Linked DNA regions of Homo sapiens: region 1 is linked to region 2. A link is an interaction called in ENCODE POLR2A ChIA-PET data of the cell type or tissue named here. Cell type or tissue: GM12878. All regions are shown on one strand. Each heading gives the region's core, and the rest is flanking DNA. Links, peaks and the distances in the headings are about the cores only. Region 1 overlaps RCN2 (reticulocalbin 2). Region 2 overlaps ETFA (electron transfer flavoprotein subunit alpha).

Evidence for each region. ChIA-PET counts read pairs that join two places held together with the same protein. Peaks named below come from ENCODE experiments on the same cell type or tissue, not always from the same donor. Only the 100,000 strongest peaks of a DNase experiment are listed, where the experiment ranks them.
Region 1: POLR2A ChIA-PET joins it to region 2 with 6 read pairs; 2 of 35 experiments call an interaction of 5 or more read pairs at or near these places.

Annotation. Positions count from the first base shown.
Region 1 is chr15:76,931,991-76,939,445 of GRCh38, forward strand. RCN2 (reticulocalbin 2) reads left to right here. Exons shown (of 7, transcript NM_002902.3): 2 at 371-476; 3 at 3,536-3,732. Among named protein-coding and RNA genes, the nearest start is that of RCN2, 4.0 kb to the left of the region's middle. RefSeq lists a silencer at 1-201. In GM12878, for the core only: no CTCF peak of the experiment used is centred there; a DNase peak (open chromatin) is centred at 3,821.
Region 2 is chr15:76,220,153-76,227,607 of GRCh38, forward strand. ETFA (electron transfer flavoprotein subunit alpha) reads right to left here. Exons shown (of 12, transcript NM_000126.4): 11 at 5,697-5,777. Among named protein-coding and RNA genes, the nearest start is that of ETFA, 88 kb to the right of the region's middle. In GM12878, for the core only: no CTCF peak of the experiment used is centred there; a DNase peak (open chromatin) is centred at 3,559; H3K27ac peaks cover 2,312 bases.

The sequences.
Region 1 (7,455 bases), core at 1,347-5,346, 710 kb after region 2:
GCGGCCAGGCCGGTGCTGGGAGGGCCGGGCCTCGCACCGCGGCTGCCGCGGGCTTTGTCCCGGGACAAAGGGGGGCGGCCGGGCGAGGCCTGGCAGGGGCGGCCTGACAATGGGGGCCGGGCGGCGCGGCACTCGCTCTCTGGGGGTCCTGGGGCCTGGAAAGCCTGAGGAGATAGCACGGCCCAAGAGCTGGATCCCTTCTACCCCTCAGATCATGGAGGGTGTGTAGGGGGTAGGGGCCTTGAAGTGCAGGTGCGGGTCACCCCGAAACCCTTTGGCAAGGGGGTCTTCTAGTAGCCCTGTTTTTCTCCACCATTTTGCCCCACTGATAGTAATGCTTGGCCCTCCTGTGTGTCGCTTCCCCCTAAAGGAAGATGTGGATGAATATGTTAAACTCGGCCACGAAGAGCAGCAAAAAAGACTGCAGGCGATCATAAAGAAAATCGACTTGGACTCAGATGGCTTTCTCACTGAAAGTAAGGACTGCCCTACACGACTAACAATGGAGACAAACACAAATATGTTAAGCAGCGGTGTCTGCTGAATGTATAGATTGCTAGTGTCCCAAGTTGGAAGTCCTGTGAGAAGGAGAAAAGGACATGGAGAATAGGCTTTATACTTACAAATCTTTAGACACTGAGAACCAAGTAAAACTCGGTGCTTTCTCCAGTTATATATAAACATCATTGACCCTGTACTCTATGTGGAAGTCACACCTTGAGACACCCTCTTTCTCACGTGACTTTTGTTAGTGTCAACAATATGATTTATTTTAGAGAAATATGCCCCAAAACTTTAAGGCAGTAAATGATTTATCGCTCTTTTGATATATGCTTCATTTAAATTTTAGGAATTTGCTTCTTTTTTTAAGCAAGTAGAAAAAGACCTGTTGCCTGTGAATTACGTTTATTATAACATTATACCAAAATGTTAGAGCTGGTAGGGGCCTTGGGATCATCTTGTCCACATCACTTTGTAGAGATGAAGAAATGAAGCACAGGGATAAGTGCCTTCTACAAATAAGTGGCAAAGCTGGACTAGAATCCAGGTATCCTGCTCTTAATTCAGGTTTTAATATCCTTCAGTTAAAAAAAAAAATCTGATGCTCTCAGGTAAATTCTCTAGTCAGAAATGAAATGCACAGACTATTAAAAGAATGTTCTAAATAAATTGCTGTGCAGTTGTCTCTCCCCATTGTTCAATTCAAATGATGTTCCCTGTCAGCGTTCCAAGTGGGTCCTCAGAAAAATTCAGGTTGTTATTGTGACTCTTAAGTTAGCTGTTTTTCTGTAACTCTCATTTAAATGCTGTTCACCATCAAGGAATTAAGTTGCTGGAGACAATTAAAAACTGGTAAATTTAAGATGTGCTGTCAATGACATATTCACATTGGAACCCTCTGGAAGATTAAGGGCTTTTTTCTTCCACTTAGTTAGACAATAATAACAAGACCTTTGGTCTCTGATTATCCAATCTAAGAATAAGTCAATCTTTGGTTATACTAGAGTAATCAAAGAACACAACACGTTGATTTGGAAGACTGCGTGGTACCTATCTGTCAAGACCTAGATATGTTCAAATATTTAATAGTAAGGTTTTAAGAAGTTTAAACTTAGAAAAGTTTTAGTCCAAATATTCATTATACAGATGAGAAGAAAAGCTTGAGATGGTAAACTACCCCCTGATGGCAAAGCTGAAGTGTGAACCCACATTTCTGATCCCTGTTCCATTCTGTTTTCTTCTATGCCATGGTGATCTCTTTAAATAAACTAGAAGAAAGATTCATGGTGCTTACGAAAGCCTTCATTCTACTTGAGGACCCTTAAGATAATTTTGGCAATTTGCTCTTTGAGGGCCAGGTCTGGAATCAGATGTTAAGAGGTAGCAAAACTCAGTAGGAGTTGGCTTTGAAGCCAGACAGGTTTGAATCTGGACTCTGCTATTTACTAGTTGTGAAGGCTTGGACTTTTCTGAACCTCAGTTTCCTCACCTGTATAATAGTGATGATTATAATTGCATTGTTTTGAAGATTAGAGGCAACATGTACAGAGGAACCTGATAAATGGTATACTCATGCTGTCCTCACAAATATTCGTGTTCGTCCCTCCCTTTGTTTCCTTTAACGTAGTTTAGTAAATATTTTTATGAATAGTTTTTTGTTTTTTTTTTTGAGGCAGAGTCTCGCTCTTGTCACCCATGTTGGCGTGCAGTAGTGTGATCTTGGCTCACTACAGCCTCTGCCACCCAGGTTCAAGTGATTCTTCTGTCTCAGCCTCCCAAGTAGCTGGGATTACAGGCACTGGCCACCATGCCCGGCTAATTTTTGTATTTTTAGTAGAGACGGGGTTTTACCCGAGACCAGGCTGGTCTCGAAATCCTGACCTTAGGTGATCCGCCTGCCTCAGCCTCCCAAAGTGCTGGGATTACAGGCGTGAGCCACTGAGCCCAGCCAAATAGATTTTTTAAAAGTTGATTGAAAAGTGAACATTTGAATTTTAGAAACTTTCCCATGCCTTCAGGTACCAAGTTAAGACAGATAGCTGTTGCAGGAAGGGCATAAATTGCTACCCATAACTTCGTTAAAATTTACTCCAGATGTTTTAACAACATATTTAAAGGTAATATACTGAAGCAGTATTCTCAGTCACTTGAATACCTTTTCAGAATTTAGGCCATATCTACTTAACCATCTATTATTTTCTTACTATAGTTTTAATTCAACTCACATAAAATTTATTTTAAAGGAAGACTTTATGTCACCTTCATAAATAAAAAACACTGTTTTTTCTCATACATACTAAAATAAATAGCTATCAAAATATTTATGCTTCCTGAGAGATCTGTGGTAGTTAGCAAAGGTTTTCTGCAAGATTTTGGATAACATTTTTTTTAAAAGTAAAGTGCTATTTTGGCCAGTTGGTAATTCATTCAACAAATACTTACAGAGCCAGGAACTTTCCAGGCATTTGATGTACATCAGTGAACAGAACATACCCAAACTTTTATGGAGCTTACATTATATTTAGATCATATGTTATAGTATGGAAGCTCCGGCCAGGCATGGTGGCTCACGCCTGTAATCCCAGCAGTTTGGGAGGCCGAGGCAGGTGGATCACGAGGTCAGGAGTTAGAGACCAGCCTGGCCAACATGGTGAAACCCCGTCTCTACTAAAAATACAAAAAATTAGCCGGGTGTGGTGGCACATGCCTGTAGTTCCAACTACTCAGGAGGCTGAGGCAGGAGAATCGTTTGAACCGGGAGGCAGAGGTTGCAGTGAGCTGAGATCGCACCACTGCACACTCCAGCATGGGTGAAAGAGCGAGACTCCATCTCAAAAAAAAATAATTAAAAGCTTCATGAGCTCTTCTAAACAGCCTTTCCCACTTCCTACCCCATTTCTATTAATACAACTAGGCCAATTCTCAGTATTTGCAAACATCAAAGATTTTGCCTTTTCAGAGAAGGTTTGGAAATCCTTACTCTTAAGTATCAGAATTAACGTCACATGCGTTGTGTTCTGGGAAATTCTCATAGGTGAACTCAGTTCATGGATTCAGATGTCTTTTAAGCATTATGCTATGCAAGAAGCAAAACAACAGTTTGTTGAATATGATAAAAACAGTGATGATACTGTGACTTGGGATGAATATAACATTCAGATGTATGATCGTGTGATTGACTTTGATGAGAACACTGCTCTGGATGATGCAGAAGAGGAGTCCTTTAGGAAGGTGAGTTCATGTGCACAAGCTGTTTCTTTTGATCATGTCAGTTCACTTTACCTTCCTGCATGAATGAGCACATTGAGGGCCTGAGGTCATAAGCTGGATTGTCTTGTTCTCTAGGAAATCACCTGTTCCACTTCAGCAGTCATTTTGATGGTTTCCTTTCTGGCCAGATTTAGGACTCTTATTCTAAATTACCTACATGATCCTTCTATCTGTTTTTCTCGGCTGCATCATTTAATTGTCCTCATTTCCAGAGTTGCTTTTTAAATGTGTTTTGAATGAGTATCTCAATATTTTAATATCATTGAATAATCAGTTTTATCTTTATTAAGAAGGCCATTATGGCCCATTCCCATTTTTAAACACATAGTTTTATATACTCACTTAAAAAAACTGCGGTTTCCACATCTGTGGATTCAAACAACTGAGAATCGTAAGTATCCAAAAAAGTAAGTATTAAAAAAAAAAAAACTGTGTCTCTATTCAACATATACAGAACTTTTTTCTCTTGATTATTCCTTAATATAGTATAACAATGATTTATTTCTCATTTAAGTTGTAATTTATATTATAAGTAATCTAGAGATGATTTAAAGCAGAGGTCCCCAACCTTTTTGGCACCAGGGACCAGTTTCATGGAAGACAATTTTTCCACGGGACAGTGTGTGGCGGGGGGGTGGGGAATGGTTTTAGGATGAAATTGTTCCACCTCAGATCAGCAGGCATTAGGTTCTCCTAAGGAGTGCGCAACGAAGATCCCTCACATGTACAGTTCACAGTAGGGTTTGCACTCCTATGAAAATCTAATGCCACCCCTGATCTGATAGGAGGCAGAGCAGAGCTCAGACGGTAATGCCTGCCACTCACCTCTTGCTATGTGGCCCAGTTCCTAACAGGCCATGAACCAATACCCGTCCGCGACCTAGGGATTGAGGGTCCGTGATTTAAAGTATTCAGGAAGATGTGTGTAGGCTATGTGCAAATACTGCACCATTTTATATCAGGGACTTAAGCATTCTCAGATTTTGATAGGGAGGTCTTGGAACCAATTTCCCAGGAATGTGTGAGGGAGGACTGTGTAACAAATTGACCATTGTAACCATTTTAAAGTGTACAGTTGAGTAATATTAAGTACATTCATGGTGTTGTGCAACCAATCTCCCCGACTCTTTTCATCTTACAGAGTGGAGACTCTCTACCCATTAAACAATAACTCCCCATTCCCTCCTCCCACTAGCTCCTGGCAACCACTGTTCTACTTTCTGTCTCTGAATTTGGCTACTCTAGGTACCTCATCTAAGTAGAATCATACGCCGTATTTGTCTTTGTAACTGGCTTATTTTTACTTAGAATCCTCAAGATTCTTCCATTTTGTAGCATGCATCAGAATTTCCTTCCTTTTTAAGGCAAAGTAATATTCTGTTGTATGTACAGGTTGAGTATCCCTAATTCCAAAATCAAAATGCTCTTAAATATGAAACTTTTGGAGCACTGACACGACACTCAAAAGAAATGCTCATTGAAGCATCTTGGATTTGGGATTTGCAAATCTCTGTGGGATCCTGCTTTCCATTGGTTTGGGTATATACCTGGAAGTGATACTGCTAGATCATACGGTAATTCTATTTTTAATTTTTTGAGAAACCACAGTACCATTTTTCATAGTGAGTACACCCTTTAAAATTACTCCTTTTTTTTTTTTATTTTTATTTTTTGAGACAGTATCTCACTCTGTTGCCCAGGCTGAAGTGCAGTGGTATAATCTCGGCTCACTGCCTCCTGGGCTCAAGCAGTCCTCCCAGCACAGCCCCCGAAGTAGCTGGGATTTCAGGCTCAAGCCACCACGCCCATCTAATTTTTGTATTTTTTGTAGAGATGGGGTTTTACCATCTTGCCCAGGCTAGTCTCAAACTCCTGAGGTCAAGTGATCTACCCACCTCAGCCTCCCAAAGTGCTAGGATTACAGGTGTAAGCCACGACACCTGGCCCCAAATTACTCATTTTTTGAAAATTTAGTATCTGTGTGAGTTCTAATGTGTCTCATGGTTTAATTTGTTGAAATATATGCTTCTTAAGCAGAGCTGAGAAAGACTAATTTTATTTAGGAATTAGGAACTTTTTAACACTTCTAGGAAGTCTATTAAACTAAAAGTATATCAACAGAAATGACTGTGAGCTTGAGAAATTGATATATCAAATACTTTTGTATTTCAAAGCTAATTTTAAAGAATTAAAATCTTTTTTATAGGTACATGATAGTTGTATTATACATACTTACAGAGTACATGTGATATTTTGATATCACACAAACGTATATTATAATGATCAAATCAGGGTAATTAGAGGATCACCAAGAATTTTTTTAAGATAGTTTTTATGTGTAGAAAAACATAAAAATAAAATCAAACATGCTGTTGCAAACTGTCCCAAAATATTAGTCAAGGGTGCTTGGAAAATATTCAAGGCTCTTCTGTTTCTTAACTTATCCTGTTTTGGTATATACCTTTTAATTTTTGTTGTGGCCATAATTTATTGTATTAAACAATATAGTGTAACAATGATTTACTCCTCATTTAAATTGTAATTTGTCTTATAAGTAATCTAGAAATGATTTAAAATATTTGGGAAGATATGTGTAGGTTATATGCAAATGCTATGCCACTTTATATCAGGGAATTGAGTATCCTTGGGTTTTGGTATCTGTGGGAGGTTCTGGAACCAATTTCTCACAAATATGGAGGGAGGAGTGCATAACAAATTTACTATTGTAACCATTTTAAAGTGTACCATTCAGTAGTGTTAAGTACATTCACAGTGTTGTGCAGCTAATCCCCAGAACTCTTTTCATCTTGGAAAGCTGAAACTCTGTACCTGTTAAACAACACCCCATTCCCTCCTTGGTAAATGCTTTCTAAGTGTGCTATTTATTTAGAATCATATTGGCCGCTTGAACTCTGTAAGCCACCACTAACTCTAAGTTGGTTAATTCTCTGCTAATAACTACAGCATCAATGTGGAGGTTTGGGGCTCCATCCTCAGAGCCAGTCTGCTTAGCTTCACATTTAGCTCCAGCACTTCACGGTTGTGTAACTTTGGGCAAGTTATTAAACTTTCATGTGCCTCAGTTTCCTCATCTCCAAAAATGAGGATAATAATTCCCATTCAGGCCAGGTGTGGTGGCTCACACCTGTAATCTCAGCACTTTGGGAAGCCAAGGTGGGAGAATCACTTGAGCCCAGAGTTCGAGAACAACTGGGCAATGTGGCAAGACCCCGTCCCTATGGATACATTTTCCTCTTAAAAATTAAATCCTAACTAATCTAAAGCTGTCTAGTTAACAAATGCCCAAACAAAATTTAAAAATTAGATGGGCATGATGGTCCGTCCTGTGATCCCAGCTATTTGGGAGGCTGAGGCAGGAAGATTGCTCGAGCCCAGGCAGTCAAGGCTGCGGTGAGCCATATTTATGCCACTACACTGCAGCCTGGGCAACAGAGAGACCTCATTTCTAAAAATAAATAAATAAATAAATAAATAAATAAATAAATAAATAAATAAAAATTTCCTCTTTAGGATTATAATAGTGTGGATAAATATTAATAAATGGTAGCAGTTGGAGGGGCAAGCAGTTCTGTTTTGATTTAAAAGAATATTGAAGAAAGCATTTACAGTTCACATAAATTTATATTTAATCAACTTTTTAAAACTTTATGCATTTGTTAACTA
Region 2 (7,455 bases), core at 2,009-6,008:
TCCTCCCAAGTTCAAATGATTCTTCCATCTCAGCCTCCCGAGTAGCTGGGGCTATAGGTGCGTGCCACCATGCCTAGCTAATTTTTGTATTTTTTGGTAGAGATGGGGTTTCGCCTTGTTGGCCAGGCTGGTCTCGAACTCGTGACATCGAGTGATCCACCCACCTTGGCCTCCCAGTGCTGGGATTACAGGTGTGAGTCACCATGCCTGGCTGGCAATGGTTTTTTAGATATGAGACTTCAAGCATAAGCAACAAAGAAAAAATTGGTAAGCTGGATTTCATCAAAATTTAAAACTTTATTTTAAAACTTTTTCTCCCCCTTTTTCATAGGCATTGACAAAATTTAAAACTTTCATGCTTTAAAGGACACCATTAAGAAAGTGAAAAGACAACCCACACAATGGGAGAAACTATTTGCAAATCAAATATTCAAAAAGGGACTTATATCCATAATATATAAAGAACACTAACAACTCAAGAACAAAAAGATAATGTGATTTAAAAATTACAAAGGATCTAAATAAACTTTCTCCAAACAAAATATACAAATGGCCAATAAGCAGATGAAAAGATACTAAATGTCATTTGCCATCAGGGAAATACAAATCAAAACCACAATGAGATACCACCTCACACTCATTAGAAGGGCTATATTTAAAAAGACAGACAATAACATACATTAATGAGTATATAGAAAAACTGGAGCCCTCACAAATTTTTGGTGGGAATGTAAAAGGGGGCAGCCACTTTGAAAACAACCTGACGGTTATTCAAAATGTTAAACTCAGAGTTACCAGGTGACCCAGCAATTCCATTCCTAGACATCCATCCAAAAGAAATGAAAACATAGGTCTGCACAAAACCTCATATGTGAATGTTCATAGCAGCATCATTCATAATAGCCAAAAAGGGGAAAAACCCAACATGTCCATCAAATGATAAATGAATGAACAAAATGTTACATACCCCTACAATGGATATTATTTGGCAAGAAAAAGAAACAAAGTACTAACACAGGCTATAACATGGATGAACTTTGAAAACCTTATGCTAACTGAGAGAAGCCAATCACAAAGATCACATATTACATAATTCAATTTATATGAAACATCCAGGACTGGCCAATGTATAGAAACAGAAAGTAGATTAGTGGTTGCCAGGAGCTGGGGCTGGGGGCTGGAGATGCAGAATGTAAAACAGGGAGTGAATGCTGACAGGTATGGAATTCTTTTTGGCATGATGAAATGTGTGATAGTGGTTGTGTAACTGTGAAAATACTAAAACCCACTGAATTGTACATTTTTAAATGGTGAGTTTTATGGTACGTGAATTATATCTCAGTAAAGCTGTTATACTAAAACAAACAAAAAACAGGTGGTGCCCTATGCCCTATCACTGTGACTACAATTATAATATTTACCAGCACCTACTATGTACCTGGACAGAACAGGCAGGCTAATATTTGTCACAGACTCTATTAGTATTAGGTACAGTATAATCTCATTTAATCTTCATTACAACCTTTAAAGAGGTAGTGTAATATTTACATTACTTACAAGCAAGCTGATGTCCAGAGATTAAATAACTTAGCCAAGATAATTTAACTAGTATGTGGCCAAGGCAGAATTGGAATTAAAGCTCTTAATTACTATAACATATTATTTCTGAGGGAAAAACAAACTTGTCCTTTATAACTAATGATTGTTGAAGGGTCAAGCAAAACAATTAATATAAGAGAATAAAATGTTATGCATATTCATTTTTACTCCAGATACGGTTCTACTTGGTGAGCAAAATATCACCTAGGGAATTATTAGTCTAACAGCTGTATATACATGTTATACATGATACAATTTGCAATTTAAAATTTTCACACAAAAATTAGGCTAAAAAAGTCCTTTCTGTACGCTATTATTTGACTTCTATTTTCTTTAGATCATAAGCCAAAATAGGTAATGCTAATTAATTCTCACCCATAATTTGTATAATTAATTGTATTTCTTAATGTTATATAAAGATATTACCTTATATGTTTCTTAATGTTATATAAATATATTTTTTAAAATTATAATTTTAAAATATAATTACAATACATAAAATACAAAAAATAAAAATAAAATATTAAAAATATAAAATATATAACATTAAGAAATATAATTATACAAATATTGTATTTTTTATTTTTTAATCAAAAGTATTAAATATTTGATTTTTAAAATATTTTAAATATTTGATTTTTTAAAAACGAGATCGCCCCAGTAAGGAATATATTCACCAAACCACTTTGTCTGTGCTCTTGTGTCAGAATTACTACAGTATTCACCTACAATAAGCTCATTCTGATTTCAGCTGAGAAAACAACTTCATGCGTACTCTGTAGGTTCCTAGAGTCTGTCAAAGGTGCGATTTTTACTGCACCTTATCCAAGGTACAATAGTAGTGGTGAGCCACCCAGCTGTAGTACCTGCTGAGCCAGAGAGGCAGAGAAATGAGAGAGAAGGGGAACAGAAGCAGGACCCTGGCTTAGTTGTGCCCATAACCTGTGGATTGTCCCAAATCACATCTCTCTGGGACAGGCAACTTAAAAAGAATGCACCTGGCTTGTGTTACTCACATGGTAACAAAGAGGAGTCTGCCATATGTTTAATATTTTTATAATCTTTAGTTTTTTTCCCCCAAACTGAATTTTTTTTTTTTTTGAGACAGGGTCTTACTCTGCTGCCCAGGCTGAAGTGCAGTGGTGTAATCATGGCTCACTGAAGTCTCAATCTCCTGGGCCCACGTGAACCTCCTACCTCAGTCTCCCAAGTAGCTGGGACCACAGGCACACGTCACCAGACCCAGCTAATTTTTGTATTTTTTGTAGAGATGGGGTTTCACCATGTTGCTCAGGCTGGTCTCCTACTCCTGGACTCAAGTGATCCGCCTTTCCTCGGCCTTCCAAAGTACTGGGATTACAGGCATAAGCCATTGTGCCTGGCCTCCCAAACTGCATTTTTTAAGGAGTGATTAACTTCTCTACTTTTGTATTAATCAAATACATATATAACTGTACTTCAGAACTTTTTTTTTTTTTTTTTTTGAGACAGAGTCTTGCTCTGTTGCCTAGGCTGGAGTCCACTGGCACCATCTTGGCTCACTGTAACCTCTGCCTCCCAGGCTCAAGTGATTCTTGTGCCCCAGCCTCTCAAGTAGCTGGGATTACAGGCATGCATCACCATGCTCGGCTAATGTGTTTTTCACAGTTTTAGTAGAGACAGGGTTTCACCATCTTGCCCAGGCTGGTCTCAAACTCCTGAGCTCGGGTGATCCACCCGCCTCGGCCTCCCAAAGTGCTGGGATTGCAGGTGTGAGCCACCGCTCCTGGCCATGTACTTCAGAACTTCTAAGCTGTAGGAGATAGTCATTGCCTTAACACAATTCTAGCTAAAAGAACATAAACATGATATCTTGGTCTGAAGTCTCTCTCTAGTCCAATGTGGGCTTCCTAAAATACCAAAAGGAGCCTGAGAACCTGAAACTGGAAGTCAGCTGACTAGATGATTTTTAAGGCCTCGTTCCACTTCACTGTCTTAGGACTCTTTCTCACTGAGAAACCTCCGTGTCCACACACATGCATAGTCTCATGCCAAACCTTGGAGCTGCCCTTAATGCAGGAGCACAATGTGTGTGACCCCATTCTATCAATAATGACTACAAAGAAGCTCCTGCCCCAAGGCAGGTGTCCACTGGAAGAACACTGAAAATTTCCAACTGCTTAACAGTTTATCTTTTTATCATGAAAGCCCCCATGTGAGTTTTAATACATAGTACACAGGCAGACAGAAAAATGTAACAAAATTACTTACAAGTTTATTAAAATATTCTCTTGAGGAAAAAAGGCAACCACAGTAGACATCTACTTGCAAACATGGATGAGGTTCAGAAAGTATTTAATTTTGCTTTTAAATAAAAATAATATTTACCCCCTATTCACACCAATAGTAAGAACTGAATTCTTACTACGTGAACAAAGTTATCATTACACAGAGAAAAAAAAATTCTCTTTTTCATACCAGCCCCCCTTCCCACTGGAACATCTTAGTGGGAAAATGACTGGCATTACTGTTTGTTCTTACACACTTGGGCCAGGCAACATGAGCAGCTGACCTACCTGAATCCCAAATACCAAATACAGAGCTTCAGGGTTACTGAAGAGGGGTAATGTTTTTCCCAAGCCAAAATCTAAGCTCTTTGGCGGGGGCCTTCTGAGGGGAAGTATGCCCAACACTGAGCCAGAGCAAGAGCCCCATCCTAGTCTTTGCATGCAGTCTGAGCCATCACGGAGTAATCGGCTCAAGGGTCCTATTTCCATCCTTCACTGAGCATGAACATACTTCAAAGTACAAATGTACTCTCCAAGCACACTCACTAGGTTCCTCTAGATCATATGCAGTGCTGGTGAAGTCACAGAAATGGGCCAGTCCTCTTGCTGAGGGAACCACCTGTAGCTCTGTTCTCAGGCTGAAGCCTCTCCACTAAGGCCCATAGCCCCTCGCTGTGGTTCTACATGAGGGGTTCCTCACCCCAGCAAACCCACTTCTCCTAGGGTTGGATGCTATTTTCAGAGTGTCAATTCCTGCATAAGTGATTTCTGCATAAGATAACCTAGAAACGTGTAGGCAGACCCAGGAAAAAGAAGAGACCAGGCCACGCATGAGTCATGACCTTTAAATGTAGCCAAATGAGTATCAGGTGCTCATCACCTGTAATTCACTAATTAATATCATGAAAGTAATTTTTCTCATGGGAAGGTCAAATATGGAGGTGACGGCAAGAGAGAAGGAACACTCAAAAGTGAAGAGTGTGAGGAGTGAGAAATAAGTGCTCTCCCTACACTCGTCAGCTAAGGAAGGCCATTAACCCACAAACACAGCAAGCAGAGCATTCCTATTGAGACAGATAAGCTGGATATGGGTGCCTACTCTCCCCTGAAAAGCTCTAGCATTCTTGGCAAATCCCTGAATAAGGGGGTTTGATGTTAATTTCTTTAGGGTACCTGCCAAATATGATTCCAGGTTATAAATTACTTGAATCACTTCACATTGTGCATTAACTTAGCACATGAGATGCCAAAAACCATGTGGGTTTTTTTTGTTTTGTTTTGTTTTTGAGACAGAGTCTCTCACTCTGTCACCCAGGCTGGAGTGTAGTGGCACGATCTCTGCTCACTGCAAGCTCCGCCTCCTGGGTTCACACTATTCTCCTGCCTCAGCCTCCCGAGTAGCTGGGACTACAGGCGCCTGCCACCACGCCCAGCTAATTTTTTGTATTTTTTAGTAGAGACGGGGTTTCACTGTGTTAGCCAGGATGGTCTCGATCTCCTGACCTCATGATCCGCCCGCCTCCGCCTCCCAAAGTGCTGGGATTACAGGTGTGAGCCACCACGCCCGGCCGCCATGTGGATATTTTAAAGACAATTTGGACTCTTTCTTAAAAGGAAAGTTATAATGCTCTATATAAACAACACATATCTACTCTTAGAGCAACTTAACTTTAAGTAGGTCAAAATTGTGTACATATATTAACAGTATACATACAAACACAGACACACAAACACACAATGTTTTCTTTTAATAGCTTCATCCCTAACCATTTCTGAGAGTTTCTCGGATGACAATCTAGATAATAGCAATTTCTCTCAAGGCCAGCTTACCTTAAATAAATCTGCAACTATTCCATAATCTGCCACTTGGAAAATTGGAGCTTCTGGGTCTTTATTAATTGCCACAATTGTCTGTGAAATAAAAACAAAGAGTTTGACTTTTACCAAGAAAACATTTCACACAGACTGATAGTTCTATTTTAACTTCCAATATATTAATATTCTTAAAATGTCTACCAAATAAGATTTGAGGCATCTGTGTCAACACTGTAAATTTATTAGAAATTTCCAGGTTGGAATGTAATAAAATTCTCTCTTACCCACATCTAGCCCATCTCAGTATTAAAGAGTTTAAAATCATTATTTTTTAAAAGTTCTTCTTTTGACTTACAAAAAAAATATTTGATTTTAGGTGAAAAAGTAACAAATCTATACCCAAATCCACAGCCTTTGTAGTGCAAATTATTTTGTCCTTCATTTATTATTTTAAAATTATTATTCTGGAGGACAGGCACAGTGGCTCATACCTGTAATCCCAGCACTTTGGGAGGCCAAGACGGGTGAATCACCTGAGGTCAGGAGTTCGAGACTAGCCTGGCCAACAGGGTAAAACCTGTCTCTACTAAAAATACAAACATTAGCCAGGCATGGTGGCATGTGCCTGTAATCCCAACTACTTGGGAGACTGAGGCAGGAGACTCACTTGAACCTGGGAGGCAGAGGTTGCAGTGAGCAGAGATCACGCCACTGCACTCCAGCAGTGAGACTCTGTCTCAACAAAAATAAAAATAAATAAATAGGCCGGGCACGGTGGCTCACGCCTGTAATCCCAGCACTTTGAGAGGCCGAGGTGGGCAGATCACAAGGTCAGGAGATCAAGACCATCCTGGCTAACACGGTGAAACCCCGTCTCTACTAAAAAACACAAAAAATTAGCCGGGCGTGGTGGCGGGCATCTGTAGTCCAAGCTACTCGGGAGGCTGAGGCAGGAGAATGGCGTGAACCCAGGAGGCGGAGGTTGCAGTGAGCCGAGATCGCGCCACTGCATTCCAGCCTGGGCGACAGAGTGAGACTCCGTCTCAAAAATAAATAAATAAATAAAATAAAATACAATAGAATAAAATAAAACAATTATTCTGGGATATTCTAACAATATGAAAGCTAAAGTATCTTGTCAGCCTGTTAGTAAGGGACGTTAAACAGCTTTAAGTCCTTATGTACATAGCAAATAGATTAATAAAAGAAGCAAATTACTTATATCTCTTATAAAAGCTGTCAAACATTTCTCTTATTTGCTATAAAAATATTCTTAAATGCAGGCCAGGCATGGTAACTCATACCTATAATCCCAGCACTTTGGGAGGTGGAAGTGGGAGGATCACTTCAGCCCAGGCGTTCAAGACCAGCCTGCGCAACACAGGGAGACCCCATCTCTACAATAAAAAATAAAAGCTTATGCCTGTAATCCCAGCACTTTGAGAGGCTGAGGCAGGCGGATCACTTGAGGTCAGGAGTTCGAGACCAGCCTGGCCAATATGGTGAAACCCCACCTCTACTAAACACACAAAAATTAGCCAGGTGTGGTGGTGCGCACCTGTACTCCCAGCTGTTTGGGAGGCTCAGACAGGAGAATCGCTCAACTCTGGGAGGTGGAGGTTGCAGTGAGCCAAGATTGTGCACCGTATGTTAGCATGGGTGACAGAGTGAGACTCTGTCTCAAAAAAAAAAAAAGGAAAAGCTATCATTCAAATCATTCTTTTATTAATATCAGATAGTTTATCAGTACAAATAGTTTGGTATTCCCCACAGA